Linked DNA regions of Homo sapiens: region 2 is linked to region 1. Evidence: read pairs that join two places in POLR2A ChIA-PET (ENCODE). Cell type or tissue: HepG2. All regions are shown on one strand. Links, peaks and the distances in the headings refer to the core of each region. The heading gives the core; the rest is flanking DNA. Region 1 has its middle 14 kb from the start of LACTB. Region 2 overlaps TPM1 (tropomyosin 1).

Region 1 (3,024 bases), core at 246-2,745:
GATTGTGTTACAAACCAGTACCCAGTGACAGCATTTGATCCAGTGTTCTCCAGGACCTCACAGCTCCCTGCCCTTCTCTCCCTACCTCTCTGACTTTTGGCCGCACATCCCAGGTTCCAAAGTCTGCTCTGCCCTTCCCCTGTCTTTTTGATAACTTGTTAGGACTTTCCTTTCTGGATTCTGTGCAGAAATAATCTCATCCATTATGTACTGAGCTTTATTAGTAACCTTGTCTCAAAATTTGGGGAATACCTCCTTCATGGTGACTTTTTTTTTTTTTTAAAAACTGATTCTCAATTTTCTGTGTTAGTCAATTTCTACGTTTCTGAAAATCATTCTATAAACATTCTGCAAGAAACTGTTTATGTGCCAGGCTTTGGGTAAGGCTCAGAGAGCCTAGAGGCCAGTGGAGAAAATGAATTTTTTTTAATCAAATCATCACATTCACGTATATGTAATTATAAATGAAGATTAATTGCTCTTAAGGACAGAAACATGGTTAATGAAAATTTAACACAGACCTGCCCCAGATTGGGGGTCCTCAAGGGAAACTTCCCTATAGAAGTGCCATTTGAACTGTGATCATCGGATAGGTGACAGGGAGAAGTCAGGGAGCTGGGAGGTGACTGTGGCTGCAGGCAGAGACAGACAGATGGGGAGGAAAGGTCAAGGGGGATTGTATAGGCAGGCAGGGGGCAAGGCGGGGGTTTTGAGTTTTAGCCTAAGAGCAAAGATTTTCAGCAAGGAGAGAGTGGGGATGGCATCACGTGTGCTGAAACCATCTTCCTGATTGTAGCGTGGTGAACAGCTTTTATGGGGAAGGAGGAGAGGACAGGAGGGCAGTTAGGAGCTCCTTTTGGTAACAGAGGTGAGACATGAAGGCGACCTGGCTGGGGTAGTAGCAATGGAGAAGCAGCAGAGTGGTTGGTTTCTCAGAGTAGTTTGGCAGTAAAAATCTAACAGGAGATGGTGACAGTTTGAATATGAGGCAAGAGGTGGAAAGTTTCGAAGATGGAACCAAACTTCACAGCATATATAAGTTACTATTAACTAGTCTGATTTTTTTTTTTTTTTTGGGACAGTGTCTCTCTCCGTCGCCCAGGCTGGAGTGCAGTGGTGTGATCTCAGCTCACTGCAACCTCTGCCTCCCGGTTCAAGCAATTCTCATGCCTCAGCCTCCCAAGTAGCTGGGACTACAGGCATGGACCACCATGCCCAGCTAATTTTTGTATTTTTAGTAGAGACGGAGTTTCGCCATGTTTGCCAGGCTGGTCTTGAACTCCTGACCTCAAGTGATCCACCCTCCTGGCCTCCTAAATTGCTGGGATTACAGGCGTGAGCCACCGTGCCTGGTCTGCAATGAAACATTATTAAAAGGAGGAAATGATAGCTCTTGTGTATTTTGTGACAGGCCTAATGAAAATAGCTGCCTTCAGTGTGAGGGGGTTGCTCCATCCTTGTGAACCGCAGACATGACTATGTTGGTGGCTTCTGGGAGAAGTTTACATATCTAAGTTCAAGTTCGTAGGTGGCCAACATGGTTGATGCTTTTATCGTCAGAATTCCCCTAACATTCTTTGCGGTGGGGAGAGGGACTATCTCTAAAACCAAACCACCATCCTGAGGGAGCCTTAGACTGAGAGGCTTACTTATGGACACTCACATTTGGAGAATTCTGGGAATCCAACCCCAAGAATGCTGGCCCCTTTCCCCACTTGTGACGGACGGTCTTTTGAACCTCAGGATTTGGCAGTCTGTCAAACCAAATAACTCTGGGTGCAAAAGTCAATGCAGTCCAGAACAATATCTGCCTCGTTGCTACAGGCTGGATGTCTCTAACAGGCATGTCTTGGAATCCTTGCCCTTTTTCCCTTTTCACTTAGAACAGATGCACTGGTATAAGAACCTGCATGAACACTTTTTTCCCCAACATTATTTTTTTATATTTTATTTCATTTTATTTTGAGACGGAGTCTCACTCTCTCACCCAGGCTGGAGTTCAGTGGCACGATCTGGGCTCACTGCAACCTCTGCCTCCCGGGTTCAAGCGATTCTCATGCCTCAGCCTCCTAAATAGCTGGGATCACAGGCATGCACCACCACGCTCAGCTAATTTTTATATTTTTAGTAGAGACGGGGTTTCACCATGTTGGCCAGGTTGGTCTCGAACTCCTGACCTCAAGTGATACTGCCGCCGCCTTGGCCTCCTAAAGTGCTGGGATTACAGGTCTGAACCACCGCGCCTGGCCACAATGTGATTTTTTTTTTTTTTTTAATAACAAGACACTTGGTTGCTTTGTTGAGACAGAATTTCCAGGATTTCACATTTGAGTCTCTGGACCTAAGTATCCTGGTGGCACCACTTGGATATCTTAAAGTCACCTGTGGCTGCAGGTAGTGGCTCAAGCCTGTAATCCCAGCACTTTGGGAGGCCAAGGTAGGTGGCTCACTTGAGGGCAGGAGTTCGAGACCAGCCTGGCCAACATGGCAAAACCCCATCTTAGCCGGGCGTGATGACACATGCCTGTAATCCCAGCAACTTGGTGGCTGGGGCATGAGAATTGCTTGAACCCGGGCGGCAGATATTATAGTGAGCTGAGATTGTGTTACTGCACTCCAGCCTGGGCAATAGAGCAAGACCCTGTCTCAAAAAAAAAAAAAAAAAAAGTCATTTGTTAAAGTGAGTGGACCCCTTTGGAACATTCAGTCAGATTCTGCTACCCAAAGGCTAGAAACCCGGCCTCCCAGCACACAGTGGGGGAGAGGAGTGTGTACCTTAGGATGAGGCTGAAGGATCTTGGACAGGGAGCCTGGCCAGAGTGCTCCAACCTCGCCATTACTTTTGTTCAATTACACATTATGAGAAGTGGAAGAAATGAGAAAAGCAAATTAATGCTTAATCACTGTTAATACCCAACGCACTTCTAAGGAAGGCCCCTGTGCCTCATTGTGGAGATCTACATACGCCTGCACAGTGACCCCAACCACACCTCCGACTTCATCATTAACATCTAGTATTCTCCA
Region 2 (2,762 bases), core at 263-2,762, 55 kb after region 1:
TATATTTTCATTTTCCAGTAAAATTCTATTCCTTTTGAGGGTGGGGGGGAGACTCAAAGCGGAAGCAAAAACAAAGGGCAAACAAAACAAAACAAAATTTAAAGCCACACAAAAAAACCAAGCACACAAACCAAAAGCCCTACAACAACAAAAAGCCTCCATAGAGTGTCTAGGTTATGTACTCAAAAGCACTGTACACTTTCTTTTCTTTCCCCCTTTCTTATCATTTTCAATATGATGGCAAATATCCTTGTTACAGAGGCTATGGCCTATTAGAGAAATGCCAGCAAGATTTTCAAAACTTTTTTGTAGCTACCAAGTTCCAAGTTCTCTGCTCTGCTTTAGATCTGGGCCTGAACCTCAAGGACTTTGTACTCACAGAAAGACGACTGTTTATGCTTTGGGGAAAGAACCCTCTGGGTGACAGGTCTCTATCCCCAGCTCCCCACACAGCCGAGTCACCAGAAAGGAAGGAAACAGCACCTCATGTTCATTCCAGCCTTGCACATGAGATCTTCCTACCCAAAGGGCCCCTACCAATCCATCCGTGTCTTCCCTCCGATCACCCCCACCCCCATTCTTTCCCTTAGCTCTTGGCACTGTGTTTACAGAATGCTGTTGTCTAAATGCCACTCTTGTTTCCCCAGGGGCATTCTGTAGAACCTCAGACTCCTGGACATCAGAGAATATGTCCTACAGGAATACCAGCCAGCAGGGCTTCATACAGGGTGCCCCAGCAACGACTGGGCATGGAGACCAGTTTCTAGGTGCCAGTTTGTGATATAGTGGGAGGAATGGTAGGGCACACACAGCAGACCTGAGAGTGGCTGCCCCTTCCTGAGGAGGCCCTGTAAATCCAAAAAATAGGGTCTCAATTTTTTAGCTAGAAGGATCCCTAGGCATTGTCCAGATCAGCAATTCCCACAAGTGGCTGAGTGTCAGAATCAACTCAGAGATGAGCATTAAAAAAAAAACTTTCAGCTGGGCGCTGTGGCTCACGCCTGTAATCCCAGCACTTTGGGAGGCCGAGGCGGGCAATCATGAGGTCAGGAGTTCGAGACCAGCCTGACCAACATGGTGAAACCCCGTCTCTACAAAAAACACAAAAATTAGCCAGGCATGGTGGCACATGCCTGTAATCCCAGCTACTCAGGAGGCTGAGGCAGGAGAATTGCTTGAACCCGGGAGGCAGAGACTGCAGTGAGCCGAGATCATGCCACTGCACTCCAGCCTGGGCGACAGAGCAAGACTCTTGTCTCAAAAACAAAAAAAAAAAAAAAAAAATCAAACTTCCAGGCCGTGTCCCTAGAGATTCTGATTCAGGAGGTCAAAGGGGGAGGGCAGGAATCTGTACTATAAATAAACAATCCCCTTTGCCACCACCCAAAGAAGCTGGCTATTCTTCTAGCTCTTGACTAGAAACAGGCGGCAGGAGGGAACTCTGACCCTGGGCACAGAAGTATGTGGAGGCCATACAGCCATCAGTGTGAGACAGGATTAAGATCCAAGTCACTAGGCTCCCAGCATGCCGGCTCTCCACTATGTCACTTCTCCTGGCTTCCCGGAACATCACGGAAACCTTGGAACTGGCAGTTCTCACTCCTGTGTCTTTATCTCTCCTGAGATCAGATTGAGATGTTCTCCGGCCCCCACCCCAACTCCCCACAAAAGGCCTCAGGCACAGATCCTAACCAGGACTGGGAGAACAGTTGCTGCAATGCAAATCATCTGCTAAAGTGATTATCACAATCTTTTTGAAATGAGGCAGGATATAAAATTGAAAACTTCATAAAACAATGCTAATGGGTAATAGGAAGCTCACATAAGGACACGGAACATTTACTCCCTAGCCCAGAAGTCAATGCCTACTGCCCCAGAGGTTTCAGAGCAGGACAGGCAGAGGGGCTTTGAGGTTAAAGCCAGGACCTAGGAGTAGTATCTGAGGTACACCTATCTTTATGGGAAAACCCTGAACCCATGACAGGCTCTGCAGGCCCTATTATACTGGCCTAGTAGAATTTTTGTTTGGCTCGTTAGAATTCAAGATATGCTTAATTTTATAATTTAATCAGGGCCACTTTTTTCTCTTTCTTATTTTTACTTTTTATTCTGATTTATTATGCTCTATGTTCCAAAAGCCCCACACCTCTCACCTTTACTAGCTTTTATTTCTGGTATTTTTTTTTTTAAGTTTTGAGCTTATTTCAATATTTTCTAAGGTTCTTTTCATCATGGCACCTGGGGAGTCTTAAGGACCTGCTGTTGCCTCTGCCGGTACAAGCCCATAGACACATGACCATCTGTTATCTAAAAGCAGAGATATAAATAACAAGGCATTTGGGGAGGGTCAAGACCCCAGACACAAATTATTTGCAGGCATGTAAATCACTCTTAGTGTACTGAGTTAGCTTTCTTCTTCTTCTTCTTTTTTCTTTGAGATGGAGTCTAGCTCTGTCTCCCAGGCTGGAGTGCAGTGGCATGACCTCGGCTCACTGCAACCTCCACCTCCCGGGTTCAAGCGATTCTCCTGCCTCAGCCTCCCCAGTAGCTAGGATTACAGGCACGTGACACCATGCTCGGCTAATTGCTGTATTTTTAGTAGAGATGGGATTTTGCCATGTTGGCTAGGCTAGTCTCGAACTGCTGACCTCAGGTGATCCACCCGTCTCGGCCGCCCAAAGTGTTGGGATTACAGGCATGAGCCACTGCACCCAGCCAAGTTAGCTTTCTTCTAACAGCAGCCCATGTGCTGACTGCCAGTG

What was found. ChIA-PET counts read pairs that join two places held together with the same protein. Peaks named below come from ENCODE experiments on the same cell type or tissue, not always from the same donor. Only the 100,000 strongest peaks of a DNase experiment are listed, where the experiment ranks them.
Region 2: POLR2A ChIA-PET joins it to region 1 with 5 read pairs; 19 of 35 experiments call an interaction of 5 or more read pairs at or near these places.

What each region holds. Positions count from the first base shown.
Region 1 is chr15:63,106,785-63,109,808 of GRCh38, reverse strand. No RefSeq gene overlaps it. Among named protein-coding and RNA genes, the nearest start is that of LACTB, 14 kb to the left of the region's middle. In HepG2, for the core only: no CTCF peak of the experiment used is centred there; a DNase peak (open chromatin) is centred at 1,638.
Region 2 is chr15:63,052,196-63,054,957 of GRCh38, reverse strand. The region is part of intron 2 of TPM1 (tropomyosin 1); the gene reads right to left. Among named protein-coding and RNA genes, the nearest start is that of TPM1-AS, 4.2 kb to the right of the region's middle. In HepG2, for the core only: no CTCF peak of the experiment used is centred there; DNase peaks (open chromatin) are centred at 410 and 1,397; H3K4me3 peaks cover 141 bases.